2 separate regions of the Mus musculus genome follow, and region 1 is linked to region 2. Evidence: chromatin loops called from intact Hi-C (ENCODE). Cell type or tissue: left cerebral cortex. All regions are shown on one strand.

Region 1 (8,000 bases), 140 kb before region 2:
AAGGGATGAGGTTTTTTTTTTCCTTCCTGTGACATCAAGGATTTAGCACACATTAATAATTAGTAATAATAGTAATAATAACAATAACAACAAAATACCAATAATCACAATGTGTCAAATGGGAACAAGAACAGGATCCTTTAAGAATTTAAGGACTTAAAAAAAGACACCATTTCTTTTTTTCCTTCTCATTTCTCAACTTTACCTAACACCTATGAAAAGCTAATTCTCATCCCCAAATCTACCTTCTTCCCTGCTTATTTTTCACCCACAGCTCTAACAGTTATAAAAATCAAAATCTCATCACTCCCCATTACCTAGCTCACAGGTGAGGAAAAGGTTACAAACGCTTCAAGATTCACCCCACCCCCTCCCAAATAAAGTGACACTAAGCCGCAGAGCAGGTGACCTTAGAGGGACAGGGAAAGAGGTCCCTTGTTTTGCCTCCCTTCTCTGACAGAACTGGCTTTGCAGTGAGAGGCAGGCCTATGCCTGCCTCCCACTGCCTCCTGCCACAGGCTCAGGGTCTGCTCTGTCCTGTTGAGTAACTGGGTATCAAACAAGCGTAATTGACAGCTCCCCCCACCCCTGCCTCCCTCTCAGAACAGCAGTTCCCCAGGAGCCGCCTTGTACAACCTCAAACACTTTATTACTGGTCAATTTGGGTTTCCTGCCCACTTTAAGTGGCCGTGCTGAGGGTCTCCAACTCTCTCTAGCCCTCACTGATCAATATTAACAGTCACTTCTCTGCTACTCAGCAAGGCCAGGGACTGGCTGTAAATTACCACATTGCCGGCTCATTCTACTGAGAGAAATGTCGTCATTCAAAAGTTAGGGCTAATTGTGAACAGTGTCTCTTTTCCCGCTTCTCAGGACCGCCGTCAGAGATGGAATCAGAAGAGAATGCAAGGCTTGTCCACTTAGGGTTTGTTTAACCTTAGCTGACTCCGCCCATCCCCACAGACGCCTTCTCTGCCTGGTTATTTCTCTACTTCAGTCCAAACATTTCTAGTTCCCCAACACACAGAGACTAACCTCCAGAAAAGTCAGAAAAACTGTCATCCAGTAAGGATGCTAAAAACATGGGTTTATAGTCAATGAGTTATAGGTATGTAAAAATGAAACAATGGGGGTAGGGGTCAGGATTCCATTTTAACCAATTATTGGCTACAGTTTCCTTAGTAATCTTTGTTTATGAGGTAAAAGTCTAACAAGAAGCTAACGATGAGGGTTGTTTATAAGCAAATAAGCACACAGAGGCTCTCTGAATGTAAATCTTTGAACCTGGCAGGGGGAAGAAAGAAAGAAAGAAAGAAAGAAAGAAAGAAAGAAAGAAAGAAGGAAGGAAGGAAGGAAGGAAGGAAGGAAGGAAGGAAGGAAGGAAGGAAGGAAGGAAGGAAGGAAGGAAGGAAAGAAAGAAAGAAAGAAAGAAAGAGATCTGCTCCTGCAGGCAGCTGACTCTGCCTGTGGAAAGGGAAAAGAAAATAAAAAGAAAGCAAGACAGCCACCAAGAGCGGACCTTCTGCAGTGAGGGTGACGAAACACTACTGAGGGGTCCTCCTGGAACAAGGCTGAGTGGAGAGACAGCCTAGACACCCATGCTGTGGCTCTCCATGTGGAAGAAAGACCAAAGTGCGTGCACGGTGGAGGGAGAGAGGGAGGCGAAATAACGGGGCTGATGGACAGGAACAATAATTATTTTCAGACCCAAGAGGGCCTTTCTCCTGCAAAGATGGATTAAGTGTGTCACCACGTCGGCTGGCTTGTTTTTCTGTTGCTGCGGTGTGCGCGGCCACAGGAAGCTCCCCCAAAAGAGCTGGTGCTGAGGCTGAAGTGAGAGCTAATGACACCTGTGTGTGCACGGGCTCTAGAGCAACTCAGGACTGCATCCTCCAGGAAGCCCTGGTCTCACACACATCCCGGGGAGAGACTGATTGACAGACACCTGTCAACCACTCAAAACCATCAAGATCTTAAAACGGAAGTTCTGCTGTCTCTCTCTCCATCCGTAGGCTCTGCTGTTGGAGGTGGAAAGGCAGAAGTGTGGTGAGGCCTGGTCTTGAGGCCTACAGATTCCCTGGGAGGTGCCCTGGGCATCCTTTTCTTCCTTCATCTGTGAGGCTAAGCTTAGGTGTCACTCGTGGTATGGCTTTTAAACAACAGTTCTTGGGTGCCCCCACTGATTATCAACCCCTAGGACCATGCTCAGTTTCCAGGCAACCCTCAACGCCTCTCTACTTCCTCGGGAAGCAAAGGCCAACTTCCCGTGGGCCTTTTCCTTAGAAGGTCATCAGTAAATATTCTGAACCCAAATCCAGGCCACTGAAGACTCTGGTCCACCCTTTGCCTTCTGCCCAAGTTGTACCGGAAAATCACCTCCACAGTGGCTTTCTTTGTGTCTTCACATACATTATGAGCCCTCTGTGACTTAATCTGGGGAACCTGCCTATGTCTCATTAACTACTTTGTGCCCACTAGAGGCTTCTTTGAGTGAGGAAATCCTGTGGTCAGAATAGAAGGGGTGGCTGGTTACTCGTGGACAGTTGTCCCGATTTAAGGGTCTGTCCCTGCTCTAGAAACATTCTCCTTATGGAAGAGAAACAGAGCAAGCCACAGCTTAGAATCAGGGTACATACTCTTCCTTCTTAGCTTTATCTCACCCTGGGATTTTTTTTTTCTCCTTTGTTCCACCCTAGAATGGCAAGATGAGCTATCTGGGACTCTTCCAGACCATCCTATAAAACACAGCTCAGTTCATAGCCCTGTTCTGGGCAGCAGGGCACCACCAGTAGCCGTCAGGGCTGTTTCTATTGCGTATGGTACTGCCTAGGGTTATTCCCCACCAACAGGGGCTCATCAGATGTTCAGATCCCCCGGGCTGTACTTATCTGCAAGGACTGGCCCACCAGCCTGGTGACAGGCTAATCTCCAGGCTCAGGGCCCCGAATGAGAATTAGACACCAGCCGCCCCATGCTCTCTTTTGTTTAGAAGAGAGAGAGAGAGAGAGAGAGAGAGAGAGAGAGAGAGAGAGAGAGAGAGAAATAAAATCCTCGATCATTTAGTACAAGTCATTTTACATGCTGGGATAATGAAGTATAAAAATGCCTTCAAAGAACTGATTTCCTACTTTTAAGTCACTGCCAGCCACACTCTTTGTGAGGCCTCTCTGGAACATGCATTTCCGTCCCACTCAAACAAAAGAGCTACGAATTCATTAAACTCTTTAATTATGCCTTCTTATTTTTTCTCTGTTAGCAAGTGCTACCAGCACAAAGTAAATAAAGCCACCGTGGTCTCTCCCCTCTGCAGACACTAACTGTTTTTATTCTTTATTCCGTTTACGATATAAAGGGGCTATTTTTCCCCTCCCTTCTCCTATTCTTGGCCAGTTTCCTAGGACGAGCCCTGCAAAGAGAAGTGCCTAACTATGTATGCAGAGTCTGAAGCCAGTAAAGGAGCGTTGGGCATTGCAAGCACATACCCTAGCCAGCTTTCAAAGTACCCGCAGCCCACAGCAGCCAAACAGGACTTTACAGCCAGGCGCGGAAAAGATATTAGCTTTTTTTTTTTTTTTATACTCTAGTAAATTTGCTTTTTACATCTATTTCTTTTCAGAAGGGCTTGTTATTGAGCTGACTGTCCACAAATTCCATTGATCTCAGGCTGTGACTCAATCCATATGCTCGCGCTTTGACACCGGCACAGCAAGCGAGCCGTACAAATCCTGTTCAGGCTACAAACTTATTGATTTTATAGATTTCCCCCAAAGTTGTGATAATGATATATCATTGTTAAATTTGGTAGAACAAACTGCTTTCCCAATCTGTCAATGCGAGCATGAAAACCAATTCACAGCCTTGTTTAGAAGGCTTTCGCATCCAAGAATAAGTACAGCTAGAGGAAGCAGATCACCGATACCCAGCGACTGGCACCAGCGTGATGTATGATACCTTCCTTGCTGCCCTTTTCTGACCCACAGCACACTGGGCTGCCAGACTTGTACTCACTGGCTACAATTATCCGCAGCGATTCCTCCCCGGGATGTGCAGTATTAATTATTAACTACCGGGAGCAAGCTGCTTGGGTGACCCACATCGGTAGGTTTTAAAAGACAATTTTGGTAATTTTAATATGGGATGCGGATGCACTTGGATAGATTAGCATCCTGGAATTATTGACTCTAGTGGGTCAATTTCTTTATCCCTCTGCCTTTGCTTTCTCACGCTCCGTCTTTAAGAAGGATGGCGGCTGCATCCAGCAGGGGGCAGACATCAGTCATTTCCCTTGGAAAGGACTCATCTTCCCATCCTGCCAAAGCCTGGGTTAGAAGACTCCACCTCCCTCAACCGTATCATCTCCTTTCCTATCAGAGGATGGCTATACCTTGGAGTCTGAGTGGCTTGGTAGGATTGCTTGGACCTTGTTTACCCCAAGGTATTTCTAAATGCACACCCTCTAATATCACAACCTTCCCAACCACCCTCCAAAACACCAGGTCTTCCCATTCACCTTCCAACTTCTCTCTAGTTCTTTAATTCATCAAAGTATCTATTTAAGTCATCTCTACATGCATACTAACATCTCTTCCTCTACTTCCTGATTGCCCAGAACGTATTTTCAACCAGGACTGTGTGATCACCTTGGGTCAGAAGGAAGGGCAATGTACTGACTGTAGATGCCGTCTGAAGTCTGTTCCCATCTCTTCTATAACTTGACTGTCTAGTCTTTCTTCCTTCCCGTGCGTTATCACCCAACTTTGGCTGCCTTTTAGTCCCTCATTCAGAAGTGCACGCCGATCCTCACAATGGCTAACCTTTTACTCTGTTAATTAGAAGAATTTATCAAAACAAATGAAGACCTAGCAAGAAAGCTCATTTCTTCAGATAAAAATCTAGATCTTGATGAGAATCTTGTATTGCCTTGTTTTTCTTTGCTTGCTCCATTTTGTTTCGTTTAAAGAGGTCTTGTGTAGCTCAGGCTAGCTCAGACTCATTCTATGGCCGAGGATGTAAATCATTGTCCTTCTGTAATCTACCTTCTCAGTGCTGGGACTAGAGGTATATTCCGCCACACCCAGCTTCCATTGCCCATGAAAGGAATTTTCTGTCTTCTCTCTATCTCTGTCGGGCATGCCTGAAGTCGAAGCCCTTCCTCCTTTGAGAATACCATGCCAACCCTTAATCTCCCTGCTGGATCCAAGCAGGACGCCACGAGAAATGTGGCATTATCGCGCCATAGTACTTAGCTGAAATTTCAAACACTCGCCTCCTCATAACTACTTATCTCTCCCTCTAACAACCTAACAGCTGAATTCCAACATGGGCTAATACCAATGTTTCTTTTATAACTCCATGCCTGGACAGCGACTTTAATAAGTGGCTTCCAAATCCAGAATGTGGCCACAGTCAGACCCAGCCATTCCACTCAGTATACCCAGGGCTAACCTGGCTTCTTTTCATTAACACTTCTCCATGCCATGTGCCTATGCTGACAATTTTCACACAACTTTTTTTTTTTTTTTTTTACAGCCCGTGGGGGAGCCACAGTAGTCATCATTGTCCATATCACAAATAGGGACATGGAGGCAGGGATTTATTATGGGTCACAGCACAGCTGGTCTTTAAACCCCAGGTCTTCTGATCTCTATACTCAATAACTTTAGCAATGTTTATATGCTGTGTTGTATATCTCATCTGTTAAAACAGTCCCTGTTTATGAGGGAAGCTTGTGACACTTAGAAGTTCCCTCCTCAAGGTCATATGATCTCTGTACAAACTGCTGGGGAAGAGGAGACTTCTACAGAACCAGGCATCTCCAGGGATGCAGAAACTGAGTTACCCAGGATGCTGTGCGTTAAGCCGTCACATGCAGCCTTGCAAGTAGCGTCTCTTATCTGACCTCCTTGCTCTACCTGGATCAAAGAGACCTTCGCTCACCATCTCCCAGGAACAGTCACATAGACTCAGTGCCCTCTATATCTTATTTATCCAACAATCTGCATAAAGCCCTTGTATTCAATGTGTTCCCTTCCCCTAACCTGACACCTGGATTGAAGATGACGTTCACAGTATTACTTATCTGTGTCTATCAACGTGTGTGTCATGGCGGTAATTGGTTTTGAGGCTTTGCTTACTAGGAGAAAAATAGAGCAGCCGTCTGTAAGACACATCACTGAAGGAGAGCCTCCAACTTCCCTGTAACGTGGCTATTGGGAGGGGTAGGGGTGAGAGACTAGGGAAGGTACAGAATCTAAAGATATTGTTGAGATTTGGAACCTAAAGACCAGCAATCTACAAGATGGTTTACAGACATAGATCTAGTACAAAATTCCCATAGCGCTTACAGGAGTATTCAGAAATGCGCAAGTGCACCTAGTCTCTCTCCAGGAAATCAACAGTTAAATAACCTGGCTATTGGCCTTAACCCATCCATTGCAACTTCCAAAGGCTTTACTGGGGTGTCTAGACTCAGGTGTTCCCTCCTCCAAGGGACAGATAGAAACATATGCCTGTCTGAGAAAAGGAAGCAGACAATTAAAATTTTATGACAAAAAAGTCCCCCACCCCGAATTCTTACTCTGACCACATACACACATGCTGGCAAAGATAACTGCCCTCCTGTTCATAATTGCACTGGTCCGAGTGTGCAGAGCCTTCCCACAGAATGATGGCTTCCCCTGTCTCCTGCATTTGTTCGTCTCCTTTGGGAGGAGCAATTTACAGAAAGCATTATTGATTTTTGCCATAATAGGTACAGAGATGCCTCACCGTCCTCACTCAGCCGGCTCGCTCTCCGCATCACAACTGTCAGGCCAGTTTGTGAAGCTCCGTCATTATTTTTTTTTTTCAAGGAAATCCATCACAAGATTGGGGGGGGGAATGCAAGGAAAGCGATGAAAATAAAATTATTTTCACCTTGCCGTACGGAAGAATGTCCACGTCCTTCGCTGGAAATAGGTGCAGGCATCACAGAATCGCAGGATGATGGGAGGAAAGGGGACTTTTGTAGACTTCCAAGAAAAATTAACAAGAGACAGGGGTGGGTAGGGGGAGGTTGAGGAGAGAAAAAGCTGGTAGCGGCCTATTAGAAATATTCCTAATGCAGCTACTCTTGGACTAGGTCAGTCCTTCCTCCCTGGGGAGTGAAGCTCCTACAGACACTGTCCTTACTGAAGAATAATGAGAAATTGAATTGTGTGTGTATTTGTATGTGTGTGTGCATCTATACATAGGTACTCAGGTGTGTCTGTGCATATGTGTGTGTGTGCATGTATGGGTTGTGTGTATGCATGTGTATATGTGTGTGAGAGTGTCTGTATGTGTGTGTGTGTGTGCATGCATACATATGTATGCATGTGTGTCTGTGAATGTGTGTGTGCATGTGTGGCTTGTGTATATTCACATGTATTTGTATATGCATGTATGGCTTGTATGCATGCCTCTGTGTGTGTGTGTGTGTGTGTGTGTGTGTGTGTGTGTGTGTTATTTTCATTTTTGTACCCCAAGGAATCTGTCCTGAAATTCTTTTGTTCACAGACCACCCACCCTTGAGAGGCCACCAAACCCTTCTGCACTTCATTCTTTTCTGCCGGAAGTTTCTTGTGGTTCCCTGCCCCAGCCCACTCTCTCCTCTGTGATCACCGGAGGCTGTACCACTTAGAAACCTATCTGACTGAGCACACAAAACCCTCGCCTCAAATATTCCTAACATAAAAAGGAGTCTCTTTAAAAAAAAAATCATGTGGAAAAATAGCGGCAGCGGGAACCGCACTAAACGCATTGTAGAGCCTTCAGCAAGCCTTTTGGTATTCACCTCTTGTTCACGTTGGCACCACTGGTCACTGGCACGTTTTCCTTACAGGTTGCGGGGCTTCTGGGAAAGGTGAGAGCTTATCATCCATCATCCATGGTTCAGGACTTTCCTTTTGCCCCAATTCCTAATCAGAGCCAGATTTGAGGCTCGGAAGATTTAATCCAAGCACTGGCTCTGGGTCCCATTC
Region 2 (8,000 bases):
GCAAAATTTGGGTCTGGTGGAAGAATTCTTTGATGTCTGGATTCCAATTTAACCCCCGACTGAGTTCTAAGAATCAAATGAACAAAGTATATCATACAGCCCGAGTCTGCCTGTCAACGCTAGTCATCATTTTTTATTTTATTCTTTCCAGCTGCATGTGTTTACAAGACTCTTCTGACGTTTCCTCCCCTCAGAATGTACACAGTGACTGCTACGGGCAGTTGCCAAATGCATTTGTAAAACAGCTCAACCCCGTGTTTGTTTATTCATTGTGCGTCTCCATCGGTCTCAATAAATATGCACCACTCTAATTTTTTACATTTGCTATTATGTCAGACCTCCGTATATTTGACTTATGTGTTTACGTGTGAATATAAACAACCCGCATTTTAAAAATATCTGAAGGACATGCCGCACATAAAATGGCATATTCACATGCAAAAATTCGCATTGCTGCTCGCTGCTTGACTGTCTAGAATAGATTCAAAGGGGTTGTTTTGTTTTGTTTTAATGATGAGGGTTATACTGGCGGAGTTTTCAAAACATCCCCAAATGTACAAATAATATAAGATTCCTATCTTGATCCGAAACACTGCTTGCTTGCGTGTAACTGAACAGACTCACAAATGCCTGCTTCACACACATTAAGGGCAGTAGTGGATGACAATGGTTACATTGTACTGAAGAACTGCCTGAAGACACCGCAAACAAACACAACTGTACCCTCTTCCCGGGTATACGCCTATCAAGTGAGCTAAGTCCCCAAATATTTTAAGGCAGTTATAAATATTTAAAGAGTTAATAATAAATCTAGGTTGCTTAAAGAATATTTCCAAGTAACATGAAATATTTACTTTCCTCCCCCTACCCACCCACCCCATAAAAAAGATAAGATTTATCACAAAAATGTTTGAGGAATAATCAGCCATTTTGAGCTAATATATTTTAATATTTATACACATAATACATGCTGAATATAAATGATACATGGTGATTTCCCATAGTGTATAGAATTTATACAATTAACCGCAAGATCCAATGGCTTCCAGGCACGTAAGGGGCAAACACACTTACAAGGTTTCACTGATTATTGTTATAAATCTTATAAAGCGTAAAAGCATTAAAGTATATTCTGTTTACACCATTCATTACAAAGCCCGGCATATAAAAATATTATTTTTTTATTAAAAGATTTATATTTTTCTGGCTTTTTTCTTTTATGAGGTAAATTTATTTGCCAGTTTAAAAAAAAAAACTTTCTATTTTTCCATCCCCAAATACATGTTTGAAATATACCCTGGGTTTCAGTATCAATTTTCTGGTTATTTCTCAAGGGTTATATTTGTGCACAGTAATTGCAGCAAATATTTGGAAATTATTCATTTGGTTTCTCCAAAGTGTTTAAATTTAAAAAGAATCAAATAATAAAAGCACAATGGGATAAACTGCCTATTTTCTACACATCTGATAGCTATATACATATGTATGCACTTATACGTGTCTATTTCTAGTACGCCATTAATCAACAATGACAAAACCATGTTATCAATCTATCTATGCTGGACATAGAATGTTTTAATATTTATACAAACCACATCAAAAATATATGTGTGATTTTGCTTTTCAGAGCAAGAGGCTCGAGTCTTTCATGGAGATATTTTTCACCGGGTCTTTCTATGCTTTCTTAGCCATGTGTAATGTTTAAATATACCTGTGATTAAAAAAAATGAAATAGAATCTGCAATAAATTCAGCAATATGCTTTAAACCCTTCCACTGTCTGAATAGTGTTGTTGTTCGGGGGTGCAGGGGGTGGAGGGTGGCGCTAAAGGCAGGAAGCCTCTGGACTGGGAAACAGACATGAGCATCTGCCCGCAGGATCCAGGAGTTGTCCATTGTGAAAGGCACTGGGTTCCACAGCAACTTCTCAAATCGAATCGGCTTTCATTCCTAGAATGATTTCCTGCCGCTGAGCCTGAATTTGTAGGCAGCCATGAAAAAAATATCCGTAAGATTGATCTACCTCTGAGGGGAACCTCTGGAGAAACACAGAAGTTTTATCAAACCCATGTACACTTACATCACCCAAGGACCTATTACCTGCAGGAACACTGTTTGCATACAAGCTCGGCTAATGCCACTAATGTATTTACCTGCATTGAGGCACATACATAGTAAATGCCCCCCCTTGGTCTTGGGGATAGGATCCACACACAGGCTCAGTGTTTATGCCCCTCCCAGAACAGGTATTCATTAATCTGCATGTCTACATCAGGGAAACAGCAGGGTCGCATCCCCCTTCTTCCTACTTCTTGCTGTAACCACCCAGGCTATCAAAGGAAGAAAACGCAGAAGTAAAGAAATGGTTCCTTTCATTCCCTACTCAGTTCACAAAGGTGGGGTAGAAATCCAGGACCTTTCTTCCCCATTCATGTGTCAAATTGGAGTACTGGAAAGAATTGAGAAGTATGGCTTTCTCTCGCTTTCCTTTACCATGTAAAGCAAAGACCTAGATTAAGCTTTGTTTCTTTTTTTAAATAGGCCCGGTGTTTTTTCTCAGTCACCCATGCACACACACACACACATACACACACACACACACACACACACACACACACACACACACAAACCCACCAAGTGGCTTCACGGTCCACATCTGGCTCCCAAACTGTCATTCATTTGCAGGCACAGCAGCTTAAATATTGAAAGCCAATTTGAACTTAAAATATATATATGCATATATATATGTGTGTGTGTGTGTATGCATATATATATATATATACATGATATAATAAATCAAACTAAATATAAGCCTTGGTAACTTTATTTTTAATGACTTTCAAGAGGAAAAAAAATAGGTAAGGGAGAGAGATCAGCTGGGCGGGTGTAAAAATTGTTAATCTTAAATTTCTACAAACCCGAGTGTCAGAGCAAGCATGTACAGGGCATCAAGCATAACAAAAAGAAACGAGGTGGGGGGAAGGGGTCCCCGCACTCGCTTCCTTGAATCCCTCTGAATACATTTCACAATTCATCAGTTTTTGTCTTTCCTGCCTCGAATGAGGACAATCAGACCAGACACCCATTAGATTTTTCATGCATTTTTTTTTCTTGTTCATGACATGTTGGCAGGGAGGATGGCAATTCTGAAATCTTACCAAATGAGAAAAATGTCAGAAGCTGAACTGACAGCTAGTGGTTACTATGGTGATCGGTGATGCTGGGGGAAAAAATAAAATAAAATAAGACTCGGTTAATTCAAAAGGAATCAAGTTGGGTATTTTTTTTTAAGCCAGTTGATAGAGATGCAAACTTAATCCTGATATTGGGACATTATCTTCTCCAGCTAACAGCCAAAGACACCATTTAGCTTAAATAATAACTAAATACATAGCTCGTAATCTTGTGATTAAAAATAATGGAAAGAAACGATATTGATAAATGGAAGTCAAATACTATTAGCAAATGACTATCAGAGAAATATAGTGTATATTTAGTGCAAAGAGGGTTTGGGGTGGGGCTTGTGGGGAGAGAAATGTACAGTTTTAGAAAAATATTTTTATAAGAAAAAGATGGAAGCCTCATGGGGGGGGGGACTTTATGGTACTATAGATTCACTTAAAACACACAGGCACATAAGCCAGGTGTTTTCCTTGCCAATGCTCACCAAGGCAAAAAGAAAGAAATATAACTCTGTTTCAGACCAGTTCATAGAATTCAACTTCTTTCATTTTAGAGGGTATTTACAGAAAGTCTTATTGTGAGGTTTTTTTTAAGTATATTTGTTCTCCGTATCATTTCTCTTTTTTGTTAAAATCAAGTTTCATGTACTGATTGTTCTTCTGAGCTTCTTACCACCGGCATGCAAAATGATAATCTGGCAAGAGGAAGAAAGCAGCCATAGGCATCTTCCCTCAACACCATGCAACAAGGACAGCTGCTGGCTCAAACAACCACTGCTGTTATTTCACTGGTCTAAAAGAAGAAAGAACGTCATGAAGATGACTTTTACAATTAGCTAAAATCATTAATCAATTTTTGGTCTATATGTAATAGACACAGAGTCCCAGATGATTTATTATTATTATTATTATTATTATTATTACTATTATTATTATTTAAAGAGATTTTTAATTAATCAGTTTACAAAGATGTCAAGTGTGCCAGGGGTCAGCCTAAAATGAATGCCACACAGATAAACAATCTCTGCTCCAGAATAAAACTTCATCAAGGTCTCCCTTCACACCCACACGAAACTACTTTGATGATAACGGCAGCTTAGTGCCAAAAAGGTGGGCTGCAGAAGATGAAAGGCAGCTCTCATTCTGAAACAGTGCCATCTGAAAACTTTCCTTGCTTGCATATTTTATCCATGTCCCACACTCCCAGATCTAGCCCATTTTTTTTTCATTTGCTATAGTGACATTAAATTATCTATTGCCACCTTTCCCCACCTTCCCTAAATCAAATCTTTTGAGAGTTACAAGTAACTAGCAAAAACAAGATTCTTATTTATAACCTCAAGCTAGTATTTAATGCAAGGGAGAGGTAGAGGTAGATGTTAGCGAAGAAGAAACTCGGGAGGGGGTATATATATATATATATATATATATATATATACACATACATATACATATATCACACACACACACACACACACACACACACACACACACACACATATATATATATATATATGCAGCACTATTGGCTAAGGGAAGCCCTTCACTGAACAGACTACAATGCCATCTACTGGGAAAGTGAAGCTCGGCCTCATTGCCAAGAGCAAAGCTAGCTTAAAAGGCTTACAGACTGGAGAGACAGGCAGTCTTGCACTTTCTCTGTTGTAAAGGGTAGGAAATCTTTGCATGTATCATACACATATGTATGTGCCTATCATTTGGAACATCAGTCCCCATTATAAACCACTATGTTCTTTCTCTGAGGCAAGCCTCCTCCCAGCGGTTTGGTTTTGTTTTGTTTTTAATTTTCTACCAAGTTCTGCTGTCTTCAGTTCCCTCCATAACAAACAACACCCAGAAACTAGAACCACCAGGGAAGCAAGGGACCTTAGGGTCCATTCCTACCATCTCTAGCTTGTGAATTTCACAAGCTGTTTGTGCTACAACCTACTCTGCAAAATTTTGGGGTTGTTTGGGTTTTTTTTCCTCTGTGAAATCACAATAGGGAAGCCGACCATCCATCATGGTGGAGCTGGGATGAAGAACAGCCAAGACAGAGAGCCTTGGTCCTGTCAGCATCCAGTCTCTGAGTGGTCTTTAGCTGTGTGGGATGAGACTTCCGTGGTGCCTCATAAAACACAGGCATCTGCCCAGGTTCCAGGAGTTCCTCTCCCGTGTCTGCATGCACACCCTCTGCTCGGCCGCACTCTTCCCTTTCATTTCATCCTCCTCGAGACATGATTTTCATGAGAATCATGGAACAGGAAGGATGTTTAGGAGACCACCATCTCAGATTCTGCATACAAAGCCGTTAACGCTAAGGGGAAGAAAAGCTAAGGGGCTAGACAACTCTGCTACACCTCCAACAAAACGAAGCTACATCTTCACAACCGCTTGGGGGAAAATAATTAAAATAAACTCGGTGTATACCCAAAAGTCTCTGCAACATTTTGCAACTGCGGGTACAAACATAAGAAACAGCAGGGATACCCAACTTGCTGTTAGGGTCAAGAATTCTTTATCATGGAGGGTCAGCCTGTGCAGTATAGGATGACAAACAGGACCCCTACTTTCCACTCAAAAGATGTCACTAGCCCCACTACCACCCCATACACATGGTGTAATGACCAGTTAATCTCTCCAGACATTGCACATCGGCTGGGGAGGGGTAGAAACGGCAGAGTCACCCCCTCCCTGTTGGTAACACTACTACAGAATACCATTTAGAGGAACTATAGCTGACTCTGAATCATAGCAATGCATGGAAAGTCACTTAAAAAAAAAAAAAAAAAAACGGCAGAAGACTAGGGTAGAATCAGTGTAAATCTGAATCCAGAAACCTGCATCACGTAAATTCTTTTAACTGTGGGGCCAGTTGGAGATCCTGGCCTTCCCAAAGGCCTCTCTGGACAGTTCTCATGGTGGAGGAAAAGGGGAAGGCCACTTCATGGGTGGGAGCTGTTAGACATGTTCTCAAAGCAGGGGTCAAATATGCCATCATGACAAGGTCTGCAGGCTCAGGGAACAGATTAGAGAGGAGGTAAGAGATGGAAGAAAGTCAGGACTATTTTGGTTTGTTTTGTTTTTAATTATTTTTTTCTATATAAAGGCAAAAATATAAAGTGAAAAAATAAGTAATGTTTAAATATGGGCCCTCTTTTCCCCGTAAAATAGAAAAACCCTGTTATATATAGTATATAACAGGAAAAAGAACCAGGAAATAATGAAATTTTAATTTCCTAAATTGGGAATGCTATTAACAATTTTGTTTATAATTTCAAATACAGTATCAGGCTGTAAGATAAAGAATTGGAAAACATGGGAGGGCCATGGGCTATACATTCAGGAAGGCTAGGAAGCTGGGGATATGGATCAGTGGAAGTGCAATAGCCTACAGCCCTAGCACGAAAAAAAAAGTCAAACAAGCCATATGAGGTGAGCTACTGAAATTTAGAGACGTCACGATCCGGTGCAGAAGAGTATGAATCTGTATTAATCTGAAATGTCTCTAACCGGGTCCTTGCAGGTACGGTTTCCGAGTGAGCTGTATCTGCCTTCTGTCTCTCCCACCGGATGCTGCGCACAACTAGTGTGGCCCACCAGATGCGCATGGCTGCTTCCACTGCCTTGCCATATCTACCAGAAAATCTCCCAGGTTTGCTAGGGAAGTTGTCCACAGGGTTGGAATCCTTCTGTGGGATTCAACCTGGACAGTTGAGCTGCTGTGTCAGGTGCCCTGTTTAGCAACATTTCTGTGTGACACACCAACGAGGCTGAGAATATAAACTGTACAACTGACATTTTTCTTCAGTACTCTAAAATCCTGCATTTTCTTGGAACAGGAGAATGATGTGTGAGAATTAGAACAAACTGAATAGATGCAAAATATATTCACTCAAAAAAAAAAAAAAACAAAAAAAAAAACAGTCCCTGGTGCCACCTTCTATAAGGCTGGTGGCTTTGTGGAGTGTTTCTTTGAAAGAACTGGACCACACATACGCCCTCATTCACAGTGACTCTATACATGAACTGTCTCCGTATTTTTTTTTTAAAAGAAAACTCAGCTTGTGCGGTCGCTGCTAGCTCAGAGAAACTCCCCAACTATTTTCACATTTCATTCACACAGTGGATGGGGGCCACAGTGCAGAGAAGACAAGGCCCTGGAAAAAGAGTTCCATTGGTGGGGACACACAGAGAAGTCTCTCTCTAAGGTGCTGTAATGAGTTTCTTAAATGAAGCTCGATCGCTAAAGCAGTGTACATGGACCCAGGAAGCTTTCTGCAAAAGATTATTCTTACACACACATGCACACACACACACATGCACATGCACACATGCACACACACATACACGCACACACACATACATGCACACACACATGCACACACACACATGCACACACACACACACACATGCACGCACACACACACACACACACACACGCCCAGACCCTACCTTGTTACAACCTTATGGCAAGTCTTTCAAATCTAAAGAAGTAAAACACCCATTGCTTCCTTGCCCCCTTTTGAAAATTGCTAACCACACTTTTAAATTTCAATATCTTCTCACACGCTCTAGACATTTGCTAAGGTTGATTCTCCTAAGTTGGCCTTTAAATTTCTATTTATTCACTTTTTTCATTATCATTTAAAAGAATAAATAACTTCTAGCCATTACCTTTTAAGACTGCCCAAGGCTGTGTCCCTTCAAGGTTTTCTTACTGTTCCTTACAGGGCTCACCTGGGCAGCACCCTGTAAACTGCTCACACCTGACAACCTTCACCATACCCCACCCCCTCTCCAGACAGAGTAATCCGTC

Evidence for each region. A loop is a pair of places that touch in the nucleus more often than their neighbours do. Peaks named below come from ENCODE experiments on the same cell type or tissue, not always from the same donor. Only the 100,000 strongest peaks of a DNase experiment are listed, where the experiment ranks them.
Region 1: it touches region 2 in a loop (7-fold over the local background); 4 of 42 quality-filtered maps call a loop at or near these places.

What each region holds. Positions count from the first base shown.
Region 1 is chr8:108,097,559-108,105,558 of GRCm38, reverse strand. No RefSeq gene overlaps it. Among named protein-coding and RNA genes, the nearest start is that of Gm34675, 210 kb to the left of the region's middle. In left cerebral cortex, a CTCF peak has its summit at 4,251 (motif pointing right); DNase peaks (open chromatin) are centred at 3,332 and 4,249; H3K4me3 peaks cover 600 bases; H3K27ac peaks cover 391 bases.
Region 2 is chr8:107,952,845-107,960,844 of GRCm38, reverse strand. No RefSeq gene overlaps it. Among named protein-coding and RNA genes, the nearest start is that of Gm39242, 120 kb to the right of the region's middle. In left cerebral cortex, a CTCF peak has its summit at 4,775 (motif pointing left); a DNase peak (open chromatin) is centred at 4,771.